Regions from separate parts of the Homo sapiens genome. Here region 1 is linked to region 2. The links are chromatin loops, found by intact Hi-C in ENCODE. Cell type or tissue: GM12878. All regions are shown on one strand. Links, peaks and the distances in the headings refer to the core of each region. The heading gives the core; the rest is flanking DNA.

Evidence for each region. A loop is a pair of places that touch in the nucleus more often than their neighbours do. Peaks named below come from ENCODE experiments on the same cell type or tissue, not always from the same donor. Only the 100,000 strongest peaks of a DNase experiment are listed, where the experiment ranks them.
Region 1: a loop joins it to region 2, with 8 times the contacts of the local background. A loop is called at or near these places in 3 of 110 quality-filtered maps.

The regions. Positions count from the first base shown.
Region 1 is chr6:132,452,221-132,462,532 of GRCh38, reverse strand. STX7 (syntaxin 7) reads left to right here. Exons shown (of 10, transcript NM_003569.3): 10 at 1,683-10,312. The coding sequence ends at 1,775. Among named protein-coding and RNA genes, the nearest start is that of STX7, 56 kb to the left of the region's middle. In GM12878, for the core only: a CTCF peak has its summit at 5,465; a DNase peak (open chromatin) is centred at 5,642.
Region 2 is chr6:132,274,713-132,285,024 of GRCh38, reverse strand. No RefSeq gene overlaps it. Among named protein-coding and RNA genes, the nearest start is that of MOXD1, 120 kb to the left of the region's middle. In GM12878, for the core only: a CTCF peak has its summit at 5,068 (motif pointing left); a DNase peak (open chromatin) is centred at 5,224; H3K4me3 peaks cover 266 bases.

The DNA of each region.
Region 1 (10,312 bases), core at 926-8,925, 180 kb before region 2:
ACTTAACAGGATCCATCAGTGACTAGGTTCACATGGTATTTTATTTTGCTTTTGGATTTGGGGGAAATGTGGATATTCTGCCAAGTTTTACTCTTCCTCTTCCTTGTGGAAGGCCAAGCCTACAGGAAAAAGCACATGTCCCAAGCTACACCCCAGGACTGGAAGCTGCCCCTAGGCTTAATTCCCCCAGCTCCCGAAGCGGGACGAGATGGCCATGCAGCACAAGTGCTGAGAAAAGAGGCAGCTTTCCAATAGTTCTGTTTGGAAGCCTTGATATGTTTGGGTGAACCCTAAGAATAAGGAAGGTGAGAAATTCAAGTTCACTTATCACCACATTGCCCCAGGGTCTCATTACCCCACGCTAGGGGGAGTACCCCAGGCAACAAACACACCATTGTGGGATACCCGTGATGACTCACAGGTACATTACATGTGTGTTTGTGGTAACCAACTGGAGTCTGGGAAAAATATTTATGCATGGTATTGAAATTTTAGAGAAATTGTGTTTGATACGTAAGGAGTATTCACTGGAAAAATTAGATGAATATGTGGAATATTCAAACTATTTATGGTTTTCAGTGTAATTTCAGACTCAGAAATGTATCTTTTTATAAATATTTTGGTACTTCTACTTGACACAAAGTAAATTTACAAATTTTTCTACTTTGTAAGAAAAAGGATTCCTGCATGTTGATGTGAGGTACAAACGCCATTAAAGAAATCTACAACTGAACCAGGAATGAAGAACGGAACAAAATTCTTAACCATTCGGTTTTCAATGACAGCATTATGATTTTGTTTGCTCTGTGGTTTTGTTTGTTGAGATTTTGAATGTAGTTTCCCATTAATATTAAAGAATGAGAATGATTTTGGAAACTCATTCCAAAATCATTGTATTTTGGAAACAAGAAATATGTGTGAGGGGCTGGGCGTGGTGGCTCACGCCTGTAATCCCAGCACTGTGGGAGGCCGAAGTGGGCAGATCATGAGGTGAGGAGAATGGGACCATCCTGGCCAACATGGTGAAACTCCGTCTCTACTAAAAATACAAAAAAAAAATTAGCTGGGTGTGGTGGCACGCGCCTGTAATCCCAGCTACTTGGGAGGCTGAGGCAGGAGAATCTCTTGAACCTGGTAGGTAGAGATTGCAGTGAGCCAAGATTGTGCCACTGCACTCCAGCCTGGGTGACAGAGCAAGACTCCATCTCAAAAAAAAAAGAAAAGAAATATATGTGAAGAAAAGTTGCCAATTTGTACTTACTGATATCTTCAGAGAACTCATTTTTAAGAAAAACTTTAATAAAAGGTAAAGAATGTTTAAGCTCGTAAGCTGTTCTTTATTTTTATTCATAGGTAACCTCAGTCTCTTGTTTAAGTCAGTAACTTATTTAGTGGTGTCTTCTTTCTTAAGGTCAGCCACACCCTTAGAAAAATTACCAATGAAAGTTGAAAAATTGCTCCCTTAATTGTAGCATTAGTTCAAGAATTTTTTTGAAAGAATAGTGCCATATGTATTAAAGAGATTTTTGAGGAACAAAAAAACACAGTCAAAAATTTGAGGGCAATATACTACTACTGATTTTACTCTAGAAATGAACCAAATTATTTTTAGTTGCTGTAGAGGTACTCCACTAAATCTGTAAACATGTTTTTTTGTTTTGTTTTGTTTTTTGCGTCTGCAGCGCAAATCCAGAAAAACCCTGTGCATCATCATTCTTATCCTTGTCATTGGAGTTGCGATTATCAGTCTCATCATATGGGGATTGAACCACTGAAGTTATAAAGGAGCACACTGTCGCACTACATTGTCTAAATTATGTAGGAAGATTCCTGTAATCATGTTTTTTTAATTATTATTTTAAAGCTATTGTATAAAGGATGGTTCCCATACTTTGTTATTTTTATTGGGGGGGTTGGGGTGGTTCCTTTGGATTAAATCTGATATTTTCTAATACTGAAAGATTTTCTAAATGTCACTGCTGACATAACTCCCTTGGTCTTCAATTTAATAGTTGTTAAGTTTTTGCCCACATTGCATATGCCTTTCATTTATAATTTATTTACCCTGCTTGACTTAGTTTTGGGAATTCGTAAATTTAAAGGTGTGTGTATTCTGTTTGCATCTCCCTGTCACTGTGACACACCTAGATGTGTGTTACTTCAATTAAAATTCTCAAATTTAATTTTGATTTGCTTCAGCAGGGAAAATATTCTCAATAATGTAAAATAATTAAGGTCTATACATGGGTTGTATTTTTCTGGTTCACAACAGCACAAAGTGTCTTTCATTTTTTTGTTGGTTTTCTTTTAAGATCTTTTTTACCCTGAAGTCGGTGAATACTTTTCTAGTTTATTTGATACTCTTTCTGTGTATATATTAAGCTTTTGCTGTAGATTGCCTAGTAAAATTACTAAGGATAGGTTGTTTTTACATATGGTCTATTTAAGTCTGATGTTTACGGGGGAAAGTGTAGTTACTAAAAATGTTTAACATAATTTGGAAGAAGAGTATGAACAACCAATACCAATACCTATTGCGTTTGGATTCTTAAGACCCCAGTTTGTTATTCCACTAAACTAGTTATCTTAACCATATCATCTGGTTTTGTGGGCCATTATTTACCTTCCCTTATGTCTTATAGAATAATGGTTAATATTTTTAGGTCAAAATTACTTTTGGAAAGTAACTTTCCCACAATTAACTGTTTTTGAGCACCTGACAAAATTTAGTGTTTACCTTGCGTGCCATTTTGTGTCATCCTTCATTAAAAAAGCAATTGGAGGTTTGCCAGTTATCTCACTTCCCTTTTTAAATCAATGTTGTTTTAATGCACTAATCTGAATTCTGTAAAGAGGATTATCTTAGTTTATACTTTGTATTTTATAATGTTCTTGTATAGCAGCTCGGTACTGAAGGCGGTGTTTAACTTGGCAAGCTCTGAGACTTCAAATGGGAACAAATAGTAAGTAGCTAAGTAAACCACATCTTTGCAACCAAAATAAAGATGAGTTAAAAGGTATCTGGTTAGGCCTATTTCATGAGGACTATGCTCTGGTGGGACCACAGGTCACCTGATACTTAGTGCTGTGCTGCCTGAAACCTCAGCATGGAGACATCACCACATGCACTGTGGCCATTCAGCATCTTTCTGGAGCACCAGTTCACTCCAGGTTTTTATTTTAGGGTGTCATCGATTTTACCTACTTTGTCAGACTGGTAGAAGTTGCTTTGCATATCAGAAAAACTCCATTTTTTTCCACAAAAGGGATTACAGAAAACTCTTTTGTGAGTGAGTGATTGGAACTTAGAGACTCCTGTTGCCAGAATCAGACTGCCCTAGAACAGAATGGACAATGCAGGGAGGAGAATTCACACAAACAGCACCTGTTCTGAGGCCTGTGCCAGCCCACCAGGCCTGCTCAAATGTGGTCTTTACTTCAAGTGCACAGAGGCACATGAGGTTTCTGGTGATAAACCAGCGTCTTACCGCTGTTTTAAAGTCCCATCCCCATGGCTTTCACAATCAGTTCCGTTTTTTTTGCTGTACTTGATAAAATGTTTATTCTCATACAGGTCAAGTACATTTACTTCTATTCACAGTGAGTACCCAATAACAACAAAAGCGCTTACAAATTTGGGGGGCGTGATTTTAGTACCTTTATTTGAAGTGTAATCATTTTAAATTATTATTATTTTAACTGGGGCAGTTATCAGTGGTTTAAACAGGAACTTTAGTGGCTTCAATTTGTTTAAGAAACATATTAAGTTTGAGGGAAAAATTTCCCATGAAATATTTGGAACGTAAGAGTAGTATTGATTAGAGAAAATTAAATAAGAAACATAGTATGGTAGCCAAATTTTTTAAAAAATCTTGAACTTTTCTGTAGGTCAGTTTTAGAACTGCTGTGAAAAGTGAAGGTTGCCCTGTGGAGATTAAAATTAGAGTTGTTTTCATAACTGACAGCATGGTGAATCCATTTGAGTCAAAGTGAAGAATTTCCTCATCAAGTGACTATACATTTGTTTTTGTGTGCTCAAAAGAAATACTCAAACACAGACTGATATTAACCAGCCAGGTAAATTGAACGACAATGTGGCATTAGGTATTTGGCTGTTTATTGGTCGTTAAATACTATGGTTTTGCAATATGATTGATGGTAAAAGAGTGATGTCATATTGATACTAGAGTAGCTTGTTTTTTTAGTAGGTGTGGGACCATCTCTTTTACAAGTGCAACTCAGTCTAGGACAGCCATGGATGCAGTGTCTGGAGTTGGACCCTCTGAGCCCGCTGGCTGCCCCAGTAGCATCTGCATTGGTGACCAAGGACACTGCACTTTGAAGAGGTCGCCACTGGGTTATTTAGTGTCTTCACTGCTTTTGTTAAAAATTGTAAAATTTTGTACACAAAAAGTTGTGTTTTTGAATATCAATTGTTTAGACACACCTACAATGATAAATAAGTGCCTTTAAAGGCCCCTCTTTCCATGAAATACATCTGTGGTTTAGCAAGGAAAGTACAAAATAGTTTATGTAGTTGGTATAATTTTTATTTGTGTCTTCATGTAGAAAAAATGAATGTCATAATAAAATATAAAACTTACGTAAAGAAAATAAAGTCATTGTCCACCTTAATAGCTAAGGTCCACAAGGGTAACTTATGCAGCATTTATTTTTTTTGAAAGTCAAAATTGAATTTATTTCTTTCACATGGCTGGTTTGCTGCAATATGAAGTTTCAGAATGGGCTGAAGTAAGTTGATTGAGGGATTTGAGTTGAATGACATTTTCAAGTTCATTTAAATATGATAAAAATTCATTGGTGGTAAATAACATCTGTCTTTCCTGGAAAAAAAAAAGTTGTGTATTTTCATGATTCAGTTAAAACAAAAAATGAGCCTGTGAATCCCAGGCCTTTTTAGTCCTCCATAACATTTGAACAGTTTGACTTGTCAGCAAAGAAATACACTTATCAAATTTTAAACCAATGGGAGCCTGAAAGTGTTACAGTGTACTGCTTCTTTGACAAAATTCTGTTTAACAACTACCCTAACATAATTTATAAATCAATTAAGATAAAACCATTTTTTTCTGAGTATTTAGGAATTTGTGTCCTCAAAATACTGTGACATGAAAGATAGGAAAGAAATTACCTGGTTGCCAGACATGCACGATTATCTTTCCTCATTTCAGCTGGATTTTCCAAAGTCAGTAGATTGGATAAAGCAGCATCTCATTCACTGAGGTCACAAGATAGGTAGGAAACTTCTTTAATGTGAATTTTGCATATTTTAACAATTCAGTTAGAAAAACAGAAACCACTTGATGGATTATAAGTGTAAAGTGTTTTAACATAGGGAATTAGACATCAAAAGGGTGGGTGAGGAAGGTGTCTGCGGCCCCAAAGTGGGTGGATCTCAGGAGCTGGCCCAGGCACTGCTGTGACTCTTGAGAACATCCAGAAGGCTGTGCTGTTGGCGTGCAGCACTGACAGTGTGTCTCAGGGAGCTGTCCCCAGCTGTCAGCTGTTAATAGCTCCAAAGCCAGTGCCTTGCAAGAGATTTTGAAACTGCTGTGAAACTCATGTCCTCTGCCCGCCTACACTTCTGTCTGCAGTGGCCTCTGAGGAAAGATGGTCTCTCCTTTTCTCATGGTCAACTCTCAACTTAGAACCAGAGACAGAAGGAGTTTGTGGGAAGTGTGGTTTCTGGTCTACCTGCACTGCAGAGGACATTCTAGAAAGAGAAGTGAGTTGACAGTCTAGCATAATTGTGAAACAAACACTGAGATGTACAGTTCAAACCACGTGAAGTGGAAGCCTCAGAATTTTCCTCACTTTCATTAAAGATTCTTTGATGGAAAAATTTAGAAGCATTGGCTCTAGATGGTAAGCAAGTCATTTTTTTCCAACCAAAATAAAAAATACATATACTAAGCTTCTGGGGCCCCAGGACTTAACACAGTTTCCTTCCTTCCTTCCCTTCTTCCTTCCCTCCCGTAGTAGTTGCTTAATAAATACTTAATTTGGCACTTATTTGGGGCCGGCTTTTTGCCAGGCTACTACATGCCTGGGCATAGTGTTCTAAGAGTGAACCAAAAGAATAAGCTTCCTGCCCTCAGGGAGTTTATGTTTTGTTATTTGGCATATAAAAAGAACTTGGTGTGTTAAAAGAAGGGAAATAGCTGTGTGAAAGGAATGAGGCAAGGAAGAAAGGGAATGTCTAAATATAAATCTCCGTTTGGACCAGCCTCCTGTTTATCCAGTTTTCCTTACTAAGTAACTGAATTTCATTTTCTTTTCTTAATTGACAGACTACCAGAAAATTGCTAGTTTTCTAAAGAGAAACTACTGATTTGAGTGATGATCTGTGTGTAATGGCTCCAAAAAGGAGCCGTTCTCTTGGTGGCAGCAGTTGGATTCAGAGCTTGGGCATCCTGATCATCAGGACAGACATTTACAGGATATGTATAGAATTACTGCCCCAAATAGAGGGCAAAGCACTAGACAGAAGGGTGAGATCCAAGGGGAATTTGGAATCTATATTTCATCAGAATGCACTCAAAGCAAAAACAGTAAGTATGCTCCATATAAAGAAATGTTTCTTAAAATGTTTTTAATTTAACCCTACCCATCCCTTGGCAAATCTTTTTCTTTTAAATCAAATAGGAATAAAGAAGAAAATCTTCCTATTGGCCCATTTTCTCATTATTCAAATACCATATCAATACACCAATTTTAATTCTTTGTTTTTGTAATCATTTGGTTAACATGAATATTATGTAATATTTTTCTCCAAATAATCCTAATTTTAAATGCAGAAATAGAGCTAAATAACACACTAAATAGGTTTTTGTAGACACTGTAGCTTCTGGCAAGTTTTTAAGAGGTTGGTCACTTAATTGCTTAGAGTGGGATTCCCGTAGGTTTTGTGTAGTGATGGCATTTATGCTTAAAATGTAAGTGGTGGAAGGCAAAACCAGATTTCCTGTCCAGTCGTTACACGCACAACACCTCTACTTGTTGACGAGGGAGTTTTCTAGAACTGAATTGAATCTTTAAATAAACTTGAAAGGGCATTAATTCCCACTTTGGCCAACCCAAAGTACAAATTTTTAAGTGTTTACTGTAAGTATCGTTAGGCAGTAGTTACTAACTCCAACACCTAATAGCATTGGTAGAAAGCTTATAAATGCAGTTATTTAGCCTCGACTAAGATTTTTCTGATACCTAGTTTCACTTTTTAATGCCCTCTGAAAGTTTTTTGATCAGTTGTTTAATGGGAGATCTGAAATGTTAAACTCAGACCAGAAAGAAGAGAACCTGTTTTCTAGAAATTAGGTTTTTAATCCAAGTAAGATGCAAGCTTTTGCTTTTTTAATAACTTGTATAGCTAAAAACTTGACGGTGAAAAGCTCTCAGATCAAAGCTGATCCTTCTGTCAGTAATGATTCTAAAAATAAGCAAGATTTTAATGGGGAATATATTTTATTTCATTCTTATCTCAAACCTAGGTACTGTGGTCGTTTTGAGTTCATTTCGAGGCATTTTCAATGTGCCTCAGGCCACATCCAACCTCTTCCCAGGGCCAGATTTAATGTTCAGCCTCATAAAGGTTATCATAGTTTTAACATTTAAGTACTATTTTGCAGTGGGTATATACCAAAATTTGCTAATAGTAAGATAACCTTAGTTATATATCATTCACGTTAGTTCTATCTTGGAGGCAATAAACATTTCTTGTTCAAGAAATTCATGTTCTATCTTGGAGGCAATAAACAAACATTTTTTGTTCAAAATTAGGGCTACCCTATTGTCCTTATGTCTTTTCCTGATCTGTGGTCAAACATTTTTCTTAGTCATTTAGAAATTTTCTATGTTGTTTTAAATTTTCTTTAAATCTAGAATGGAGTATGTGACCAATACTTTCCTTTGGAATGGTATGGACATTTGAAATAGAGCCCATTCTTTATAAAGTATAAAATATGTTTAATGCTAGTATTTTTAACTAAACTTTTGAGAAACTAGATTCACATGCTGTTGTAAGAAATAATACAGAGACCTCTTTCGTGTACCTTTCACTTTGTTTCCCACACAGTGAACATCTTTCAAAACTGTCATACAATATCATACCCAGGATACTGACACTGGTATAGCTAAGATAGAGAACGTTTCCACACAGAACTTTTTCTAGCACAGGGATCCCTCATCTTGCTTTTGATGACCATACCCACTTCACTCCCATCCCTACTCCCTTCTTAACCCTTGGCAACCATAATCTGTTCTCCATTTTTATAGTTTTTTTTTTTTTCATTTCAATAAAGCTGTATAACTGGAATCATAATAATATGTAACCTTTTGGGATTGGCTTTTTTTCATTTAGCATGATTTTCTGGAGGTTAATCCAGCTTATTATGTGTATCAAGTCTATTGACAGGTACTTTTTAGTGTGAATAGAATCCCATAGTATAGATGTACCACAGTTTGTTTAACTGTTCACCTGCTGAGAGACATTGGGCCAGTTTTTGGCTACTATAAATAAAGTTGCTATAAACATTTGTGTACAAGTTTTTGTGTGAACATAATCTAGTTTTCTGGGTCAAATGCCCAGCAGTTATATAGTAGTTGGGTCATATAGTAGTTGAATGTTTAGTTTTTAAGAAATTGCCAAACTTATACCAAGTAGCTGTACTATTTTATATACCCACCAGTGGTGTATGAGTGATCTAGTTGCTTCATGTCCTTTTCAGCATTTGGTGGTGTCTCTTTTTTATTTTAGTCATTCTGATAAGTGTATAGTGACAGCTCATTGCAGTTTTGATTTACCATTTTCCCTTCGCTAATGGCAATGATGTTGAGCATCTTTGTTTCATATGCTTATTTGCCACCTGTATCTCTTCTTTAGTGACATGTTTCTTCATGTCTTTTCTAATTGGATTTTTTTTCTGTTGAGTTTTGAGGGCTTTTAAATAATGTGTGTGTGTGCCTCTGTGTGTGTGTGTGTGTATTTTTTTCTAGATACTAGTCCTTTGTTGGATGTGTGATTTGCAAATATTTCCTCCCAGTCAGTAGCATGTCTTTTCATTTCTCTTTTCTGGGCCTTTCACAGAGCAGAAGTGTTTAATTTTGATGAAGTCCACTCTATCCATTTTTCTTTTTATGGATCATGCTTCTGGTATCAAGAACTTTGCCTCTCTCCTTAGATCCCCCAAATTTTCTCTTTTATGTTGTTTTCTAAAAGTATTATAGTTTACGTTTTACTTTTAAGTCTATATTCCATTTTCAGTTAATTTTGTATAAAATGTGAGACTTAGGTCTGGGTTCATTTTTTTTGTTGTTGCCTATGGATATTCAATTACTCCAACATGATATTTGTCGAAAAGGCTCTTTTTTGTCCATTGAATTGTTTTTGCACCTCTGTCAAAAATCAGTTGAGCAAAAATGAGTTAATGAGAAATCAGTTGGGCACATTCGTGTGGGTCTATATCTGGGTTTTCTATTCTTTTCCATTAGACTATGTGTCTATACCTCCACCAACACCAAAATCTTGATTACTGTAGTAAGTCTTGAAATCAAATAGGCTGGTTTATTCCACTTTCTTTTTCAAAATTGTTTTAGCCACTTAGTTCCTTTGTCTTCCCGTATAAACTTTGGAATAATCTTGTCTGTATCTATTCAAATATCTTACTGGGATTTTGACAGGAACTATGTTATACCTATACATCAATTTGGGGAGATTTGACATCTTTACCATGTTAAGCCTTCCCGATCATGATCACAGGATCACTTCACTTCATTTCAGTTAAATTTTGTTTTCCTTCATCAGTATTGTGTGGTTTTCAGCATACAAGGTCTGTACATGTTTTGTTAGATTTATACCTAAGCAATTTAATTTTTGAGAGAGATTGTAAATGGCATTGTATTTTGAATTTCCTGTTCACATGTCTATTCTAAGTACATAGAAATAAAGTGAATTTTTCTATTTTGTATACTGAGACCTTATTGAGCCCACTTACTCATTTTAGGGGATTTTGATTGATTCCTTGGGATTTTTTTTTTATATAGATAGTCATGTCATCTGCAAATAATGAATAGTTTTATCTCTTCATTTCTGACCTATATTCCTTTTTTTTTTCCTTTCAGTCCCTTAATGCAGTGGGTAGAAATTCCAGCAGAAATAAAAGCAGTGAGAGTAGAGATCCTTGGCTTGTTTCTGGTCTTAGGCAGAAAGGATTCAGTGTTTCACCATGAAGTATAATGTTAGCTGTAGGTTTTTAAAGTAGATGCTCTTGCTAAAGTTAAGGAAGTTATCTTT
Region 2 (10,312 bases), core at 1,280-9,279:
GTTTTCCAAAGAAAGGCCACGCCTTCTGAGTTTCTACAGAAATTGTCTTTCTTACCAACTTAAGCATCATTTGAAGAATTCTGTCAGTATATACTGGGACAAAGGAGTAACAATGTTTTCTCTTGGTGGCTGGAATCAACAATATAAACTGCTGCTCTCCAATTTAGGAGCTTCATTTCCTTTAGTAGATGCTATAAAATGTGATTATATTCTAATAAAATAAAGTTTTATTTTCATCTGTCTTACAGTTATGAACAGGCTGCCACTTGTTCATAACAAAATAACCTTCATGTACTAAGTTCATATTGAATAGTGCTATATATTTTTCAATCCTTTTAACTGATTTCTGTCTTTGTATTTAAAGTGAATTTCTTTTGGGCAGTATATAGTTGGGTCTTGATTTTTTTAAAAGATAATCTGGTAACTTGTTTCTTAATAGGGGGTATTTAGACCATTTATATTTAATACAATTATTGATATTGTTGGGTTAAAATTTATAATCTTGTTTTCTATTTGTTATGTTTGTCCTTTGTTCTCTTTTCTTTCTTTTTCTGCTTTATTTTGGATTGAGTGTTATGTATAGTTCCATTTTATTTCCTTTGTTGGCTGGCTGTGACTCTTAGTAGTGATATTTTAGTGGTTGTTGACAGGTTTAGAATGTGTACCTTTAACGTATCACAGTCTACCTACAAGTGATATTTTACTGTTTTATACACAAAAACTTACAACAGTAAATCCCATTTCTTCCCTTCAGAGCTTTTTGCTATTTTTGTCGTATATTTTACTTCTTCATGTGTTATAAACCCCATGACACATATTTTTGCTTTAAGGTGTATTATCTGTAAACAAATTTAAATAATATGCAAAAGCCTTTATTTTAATCCATGCAATTAGCAACCATGTGATGATCTTCATCCCTTTGTGCATATCCAGGTTTCTGTCTGGTATCATTTTCCTTCTGCTTGTCAGACTTCCTTTAACATTTCTTGTAGTGAAAGTCCACTAGTAATACATTCTTTTGGCTTTTGTATTCTAAAAAATCTTTACTTCACCTTATTTTTGAAAAATATATTTGCCAGGTAGCAAATTCTAGACACAGTTTTTTCTTTCAGTGTTTTAAAGATGTTACTCTTTTGTATTGTTTCTGATAAAAATATTTTGTTATCATTATCTTTATTCTTTTGCATGTAATGGGTATTTTCTCTGCTTTCTATTGACCATTAGTATCAAACAATTGGATTATGATATGCTCTGTTGTAACTTTTTTCATGTTTCTTGTGCTCGAGGTTCCCAGATCTTGGTTTTATGGTTTTTCATTATATTTGGAAAATTTCAGCTATGATTTTTTTCAAATTGTTTTTCTAACCCTATCCTTCTCCTTCAGAGATTCCAATTAATACATTTGGCACCTTGACATTGTTTCATAGTTAATTGATTTTTTATTTATTTGTTTTCTTTGTCTTTTTTCTCACTGAGTTTCGTTTTGCATAGTCTTTATAGCTGCCTTTAAATTCAATCTTTTCACCAGGAAATATCCCCATCCAGCTTGTTTTTCATCAAAAGCATTGTAATTTTTATCTTTAGAAATTTTAACTGAATTTTTCAATATCGTCTGTGTTTCTCTTACCCAGGCCCAATCTTTCTGCTAGTGTCTTTAACATATGAAATATGGTTATAATAACTATTATAATGCCCTTGTCTACTAATTCGATCACCTTGACATCTTTAGGTCAGTTTCAACTGACTGACTTTTTTTCTCTCATTATGGACTCTATTTTCCTGCTTCTTTGCAAAAATTATTTGCAGTAATTTTTGACTGAATGCCAGATATTTAAAGATTTACCATGTTGGTTGCCAGATGTTTTTATATTAATATAAATATTCTTGAACTTTATTCTGGAACACTCCTAAGTTACTTGGAAAAGGTTTAATCCTCAAATCTGCTTTTATGCTTTGTTGGTGAAAATCGCAGCATTTAGTCTAGGGTTGATTGTTTCCCACTACTGAAGCAAAATTCGTCTCAGTATTCTACCTGATAAATTGTGAGATTTCCACTCTGGCTGTTGTGAACAGGCGCTAGCATTATTCCCAGCTTGTGTGACCTCCAGGCACTGTTCCCTCTAGTCCTTTCAAGTGGTTTTCTCCCTGGCTTCCGCATGAAATGATTCGTAGTCAACTGAATACTTAATGGGGAAAACTCCTGGAATTTTCTCTCCGTGCGTCTCTCTCCTCTCTCATACTCTTCCTGCAAATCCTAGCAGCCTTGACTTTCCCATAATCTCAGCTCTGTCTCCTCATTTCAGACTTCTAGGTGCCAATGTGTAGCATTCTAAATTAACATTCATGAAACTGATAAGCTTACGTGTCAAAAAGCTCATATGGCCTAATATCTGAAATGACTTGGTTTCCACTTAAATTTTTCCTCTTTTCATAAATGTAGGGAAAAGTTTATCTACCTGGTTAATGGGGTTCCTTGGGCCCATGGCAGGAATACAAAGATTCCACCCATTTGACGGGGCCTGGTTTAAAAGCAACTCTAAGACCAGGAGAATGTGCAGAGCCAAAGAAGAGCAGAAAGCCAAAGGCTAAGCCAGATTGGTCCTAGCCATAGGAAGCCGGATACCCAAGCAGAAATGGCCAGCAGATGTCCTTTTCTCAAGGAGACTGTCCCGGGCACTCTTCCTCTTCCCTGATAGCATCAGGCACTCACATTTTTCATAGGTTTCATCTCTCTGTATCCCCTCTATATTTTCTATGGCCTCTGGCCTATAAATTTTACGAAGACATCAATTACATCTATCTTGTTTATTGTCGTCTCACTCGGTCCTAACATACTACCAGGTTCAGAGAAGGTGCTCAACAGACATTTGTTGAAAAAATGCATCTCCTTCATGAATTATTAGAAGAAAAGTCAAATTGCTTCTGAGACCAATCTCATTGACCTTCTCTGTTGCATTCAACAGAATGATTGCTGCAAACTTCTTTCTGCTTCATACTTTTCTCTCCTGGTTATGTTGTCTCTCATCATTGTTTCCCAATCTTTCAGTTTTTCTCAAACCCTGTCCACTCCTTATATCTGGGCTGGCAAACTCAGTAACTGTGGTGGCCAAGAAGGTGATGTGAGCAAGCATTCTTGTTGATTTTAAGAAAATTTGAAATAAAGGAATCCTTAGCCAAATGGGAGAATACAAGTCTCAAGTAGAGGCTTCAATATATTTTTTAACTTAAACAATTCTGAGCTGGCCATAAATATGTTTTTTGCAATTCAGCAGCTTCCAGGCTTAAATGTCAGTGCTCTTCAGCATTTCATTTTCTCCTGAGGGTTCAACATTATTTGTATCTTGATAATTCCTGGCCTCCAAACTGGACTAGACATAGCAACTTGGAGTTATGCATTCATTTCAAATGTATTATATCCCCAACAGAACTCATCTTACTCTATAATTCTTTGTTCTTATCTATTTCCTGCTTTAGTGAATTGGCACCACAGTGTTCTCATTCACATAGCCATAAACTTGGAATTATCATAGATTTCATTCATTTATCCAGTCCTCACAATCTATCTGTCCCTGTGTCTTAAATGCTTCCTGCCATACTCACTGTTAGAGGTTTAACTCAAGTTCTTCTTATCTCTCATCTGTTCTTTTACCGTATTTTCCATTTCAGTGACCCCAAAACCTGGAAGTGAGGGAGAATTACCTGGCGTATTTTGTAAAAATAAATATTCCCAGTCCCCACCTCATACCCATTGAAGCATGAGAGTAGAGGATGAACCTAGAGCATTCCCAAATGATTAACTAACCAATGTGGTGGGTTTTTAAAGATACTCATCAGCCGGGCATGGTGGCAGGCACCTGCAGTCCCAGTTACTTGGGAGGCTGAGGCAGGAGAATGGCGTGAACCCAGGAGGCAGAGCTTGCAGTGAGCCAAGATCGCACCACTGCACTCCAGCCTGGGCAACAGAGTGAGACTCCGTCTCAAAAAAAAAAAAAAGATACTCATCAGTAGTCTGTTTTGTTTGTTTGTTTGTTTGTTTGTTTTTGAGATGGAGTTTCACTCTTGTTGTCCAGGCTGGAGTGCAGTGGCATAATCTCGGCTCACTGCAACCTCCGCCTCCCGGGTTCAAGTGATTCTCCTGCCTCAGCCTCCCAAGTAGCTGGGATTACAGGGGCATGCCACCATGCCTGGCTAATTTCTGCATTTTTAGTAGAGACAGGGTTTTGCCATGTTGCCCAGGCTGGTCTTGAACTCTTGATGTCAGGTGATCCACCCACCTGGGCCTCCCAAAGCGCTGGGATTACAGTCATGAGCCACCGCGCCCAGCCCTCATCAGTAGTTTTATTGTGACATCGTATCAGTATGCATTCCTTACATAAGCCCACTGACGCCCAGGCTGCTCTCTTCTTTTGTCTTTCTAGAAAGTGCAGCACTCTAATGTGACAAAGAGAGACCGCGGCTCCAGTTTCTGCAGTACAGCCCAGAAATGTCTCAAGCTCACGAGACTGTACAAGTCAAAATGCAAATTGAGAGCCAGTATTATGAGTTAGAAAATTATCCAGCTAAGCTCTTCATAATTGAAAACCTAACTGCAACATGAGTAATACAATTATATTCCTTAAAAATTTATCTTTTTCATGGCTTGGACAGGTGGATTGTTATGGATGGATTGCTTAAAATAAAGCTTTCCTTTAGTTTTGCTGAGAGAATTTTAACCTAGTAGTGGAAACAAGTGACAAGGTGCAGCTGAGAATTCTCTACATTGAATGGAGACTCTGCTCAGGGACCGGTGAAAATCCCCCAGATACAAAGAAAATAGCTCTCTGTTTCGTTGAACCAACACTTGATCATCTCTAACAGGAAAACATTCTCTAAAAGAAGAAAATTTTTATAAGTAGAGGGAAAAAAAGAAAACTAAGCTGTTACAAAATTTCTCCATAAAGCTTCTGCTTATGTAAAATATATATATATATATACTTTCAAAGTGACAGTGCTGATTGTCAACTCCAGGTTTTGGGACCGAAGTTGTCTGCGGGTTCCCTGCGGCAGCGCAGCTATAATTGATGAAGAGGCGCCACCGTGTGGCATGGACGAAAAATGACTCGAAGTGGTGACAAACCAGTAAATAGTTGTCACCTTTGTTTTCTTGCCTTTGGAACTATTGAACTCATTACGACTTCCCCGTTTCATCTCCATCCAAATGCAATAGATGCTTGGTGTAAACATTCCTTTTTCAGCCCCTGGAATCTTCTGGGATAAGACAGGACACAGAGCTGTTTCTCAAAGTGAGAATGTTTGCTTCTTTCGGAGTGAATTAGGAGCACAGTGCCCTCTTCTGGTAGATCTGGCACTTTGCAAAGAGAGTCGTAAATTCTTTCCTAAAACAACCCAAAGTAAGACTTAAAAGAAGGACTTCAATATTGCCATATGGTTGGGTGGACATTTGAAGATCTGCATAGGAATCTCAAATGCAATACTAATGGGATTTACTATTATTATTACATAATAAAGACAAGAAATGTTATCTTACTACAGCTTTTTAAAGGAAATTTGTTAGGAAGTATTGCTTTTGGACCCAAACAGTGTTTCCTTCACAGTGTCTTGTGTACATTCGTGGAATATATTGAAAAAAGTGACATGGCCACATATTTCTATTCACTTCAAACTGAAACAACTAAACAAACAATAAAATGCACCCAAATTCATTATTCATGTCCATTTGTAAGAAACGCTGCTAAATTAAAATTTTCAGTCTCAAGAAACTGAATGCTTGGCAAGTGTCTGGCATAATGGAAACACATTGGCACCATTGATTTTTTAAATAAATAGGAAGCTTCGCATTATATTATCTGTCTTCAAGAATTCAGATATGGTCCTTCTCATGAAATAGATGGGTTAGGCAATGAAAGCTGCGCACATTAATTTCTATATTTTAAGTATGCTTAAAGGAAGTTTATTACACTAGAAGGTAAAGCCCTTGTTTTCCAGGAATGCACTGACTACTGACTAAAGAAGCAGACAACTACCTACTATATTTTATTTTTTAAAAAATGAATCAGATTGTTCAACAAAGTGAATTTATCTAATAATAAACTACATGTTAATTTAGTTTTCCCCAAAGGAGATATACTTCTATGGCTAATTTTGTTATTTTCTCAACTTTTACAATAAAGAGAGTATAAATGAAAATGTAACTAATATAAAATTGTTTGCATGTTATGGCCATCCTATGACGCTTATTCCTGCCTTCTGAATAGTTATATAAGGTAGAATTTTGAGATCATAAGACATCCAGAGATGAGAAGTTTCCTTTTTCATTTAATTACCTTAGTACACAATCTTCAGAACAAAGTAGGTGACATTGACTTCTACACTAGGGGACTGCTGTTAGCCATTCTGCAGTGTTCTGGGAGCTATTTAGGACCTGGAAACTGGCAGACCAATTCTGGGAGGATCAGATTCTGCAAGACAAAATACACATAGGAAATTGCTAGAAGAGAGGGTTTTGAATGTTCCCAACACAAAGAAATGATAAATATTTGAGGGGATGGAGTGCTAATTACCCTGATTTTTATCATTACACATTGTATACATGTATCAAAATATCACGCTATACTCTATAAATATGTAAAATTATTATATGCCAATTAAAAATAACAGTTAAAAATTACCCATAGGATTTTGCTTCCTCAAGTTGAGGACTCTGAGGTTGAATTTAAGGCACACCTCACATAAGAATAATTTAACTTAGGGCCATGCATGGTGTCTCACACCTGTAATCCCGGAAGTTTGGGAGTCTGAGCTGGGTGGATCAACTGAGGTCAGGAGTTGGAGACCAGCCTGGCCAACATGGTGCCCAGTTTCTACCAAAAAAATTCAAAAAATTAGCCGAGCACAGTGGTGCACGCCTGTAGTCCCAGCTACTTGGGAGGCTGATGCAGGAGAATTACTTGAACCTGGGAGACAGCGGTTGCAGTGAGCTGAGATTGTGCCACTGCACTCCAACCTGGGTGACAAAGCAAGACTGTCTCCCCACAGGCCACCCCCCGCCCCCCAAAAAAGAATACTTTAATTCAGAAAGAATAAAGCATGCCAAGAGTTAAATTTGCCCTTTTCCACAGAACAGATGGTGCCTGTTTCTGGGACACAAAGCCAGACAAGAGTTTCTTAATGTGTTTTTCTCTTTGGTTTTAATTTGAAGGTTCTAGAAAGATGGTAGTTTGAAACTTTCTCCCACACTGGTCAGGTTTAATACCTGACTTTCCATTATTCCTTTCATGCAGTGAATCTGATACTCTCCTATAAGCTCAGCATATTCCAGGTACTTAGAGAACGGTAGAGCAAGGGGAGGAAATATTCAATCTGTTTTTCAAGATTTATAGTCTGGTCAAAGCAATGTCTCCATATAAGAAGCAATGAGGCACAGTAAAAAATGAAATACATTGGCTGTCCTGCAAGCCAGGGGAAGGAATGGAGTTCTACCCAGTGAGTGTTTTCCAAGGCCACACTTTTCACGTCCATTTTCTCTTTCAACCCTGAAAAGTCTGTAAGGAATTTCCAGACATACAAGTGTATGATGTGAAAGGTCACATACCAGTCAGGCAGAGAATCTGGAATAATAATAACAAAGATTCTAATGATATAATGCAATAGGGTTTGGCTGTGTCCCCACCCAAATCTCACCTTGAATTGTAATAATTCACATGTGTCAAGGGCAGGGCCAGGTGGAGATAACTGAATCATGGGGGCAGTTTCCCCCATACTGTTCTCATGGTGATGAATAAGTCTCATGAGTTCTGATGGTTTTATAAATGGGAGTTCCCCTGCACAAGCTTTTTCCTACTGCCACGTAAGACGTGGCTTTGCTCCTCCTTGCCTTCCACCATGATTGTGAGGCCTCCCCAGCCATGTGGAAGTGTGAGTCCATTAAACCTCTTTCCTTTATAAGTTGCCCAGTCTTGGGTATGTCTTTATTAGCAGCATGAGAACAGACTAATACATTGTGATAATAACTAGGAGACAGACTTTATTGAGGTTAATTTACATGACATTTACTATACTATATAACCATCCTATGAGGTAGGTACAATTATTTTTAATGTTGTAGATGAGAACACTGAAGTTTAGTGAGATTAGAAAATTTCTCTTTATTCCTTCCTCCAAAATAATAAAGAATACTCAGTGAGGATTTAGACTCTGTTCCATCTGAGCATTAGATCCATGTTCTTGGGTCTCTGCTAGGATGCTCTCTTGTCTGGACACTGAAGCCCACAAGTCAGACACTACTGCACCATCTTCAACATTTCTTCTCCGACAGCATGAACCATTATGCCAATAAGAGTTCGGGGGAAATCCTAGAGGCTGAAAAGTTATTTGGATCAAGACACAATATCTTCAGGTGCTTTCTGTTCCAAACCAAATATCTCTCAAAGGTTTAATTCTTTAGCTAGTGTTTCCCACTGGTCACCAGAAAAGAGATCCCTGGCCAAATAAAGTTTGCAACATTGCAACAGTTCAGCAACATTAAAAAGACGGTGTTATTTGTTGTTTTTAATTTTAGGAATTTTCAGTATCATTAAATAGTGATAGCACTATAAACTGTAATACTACTTAATTGTAATACTACTACTTAATTCTAATACTACTTGTTAACATTTGTTGCACATATGTGATACAGCAGGCATTTTGCAAAACATTTAATATAGGGCACCTAATTTAGTGCTCACAAAAATAATAAGAGGAAGAAACTGTTATTAGCCCCCATGTTATGAATGAGAAAATGGAGGCAGAGAAGTTAAGTAGCTTGTCCAGGGGAAGAACTACCTGTGATCATTATAAATCTCCATATGGCCTGGTGTAAGCTTCAGTTCACAGTTCAAATTTCCCAAGCATATTTGAATTTTGAACCCTATTTGCTACAGTGAATCATGAGATTAGTTTCTTCAGGAGATACTTCGATAAATGCCACTGTTAACAAGTAATACTAATATCGAGAAGCACCCTGTTGCCAGCCCAGTACTGAATGCCTTGAATAGAATATTTAATTACTCCTGGGATAAGAGTATAATCTTTTTTAGGATGAAAAAACAAAGTCTCAAAGCAGGTAAGAGATTTGCCCAAGATTAGGAGGCAAGTGAGGAACAGCGCTCCCCAGGCTGTGCCTCTGAGCCCATGTCACTTTCTCTCCTGCCACATCGCTCTACCGGCAGCCATATTGTTGTGCTTTGGCCCAACTTCCTGCTTTCTAGGAAGCGGAATATTGATTTGAAGAGATCCAGAAAGAGACTAGAGCCCTGGAGAGGAAGGATCACAGAGCATGGGAATGTTTTGTCAGCAGAAGGCAAGACTCTCTGTGGGTCTGCATGGGACACAGGAGAGAGGCTGGTAATGGAGAGGGGAGGGCACCAGGGCCAGTCTTGACCAGACGGCAGGAAATCACCTCAGGCCAAAGGGATTGTGGGTGAGGGGAGGAGATCCAAAGTGAAAAGTTTGTGCTGGGGCTTGGAGTCAGCCTGGGGTAAGTGAGGAAATTCCTTAGAGGTCTAACATGACTTTAACAACCTCTCTGAGGAGACCAAATGCCATTCTTAGGGAGCCTGCAGGACCGCAACTGCTATCCCGTGGGGCAAACTTCCTGCCTGCCGGCCCCAGCTGCACCAGGCTGTGTGGGAGAGGGGGTGCCTCTGAACTGGTCTCAGAGGATCCGGCTCCTTCACTGCGTTCTCCCTGAAGAAAGCTTATTGGAAAGGAAGGCACCTTTGTCCTAGAAGGGCAATATTAGGAGGACCTATAGATAACAGACACAAACACTGGGAGGCTTTATTTCCGTGTTAGCTTTCCTAGGACTCAGGGTGCAAACACCAGATAGCTAGCGCCCGTAGAGGAAAAATTCACAAAAAGAACCTTTCTATTTGTGGTTCACACCTGGAATTACTGGAGTAAAAAGCTCTGTTCACTGAAATTTCCACTATTGGCTCATTACTAATGAGTTACACATTTAAGACACAACACGTATAAATCCTTCAAGATGCCAAAGACAACTTGCCCCAGGGATAGCAAGGAAAGCAGTGTGCTGAGGAAGGAACGGGGAGCTCTGCTGACGGTGTTACCTCCCTAGCCAGGACTTGAGGAACTTCAGTTAATTTTAGCACATTTGCTAGTAGGAAACACTGTGTGTCGGGGGCACCTCTCCTGTCCAGGCTGGAATGTGGCTCCGGAGAGGAGAGGAGACCCACTCATTTGGTCTGGCTGGCTGGTGAAGAAAAGGAACAGAATGTGCTTCTTCTGCAGCCGCTTGGACCCTCCTGCCACGGCA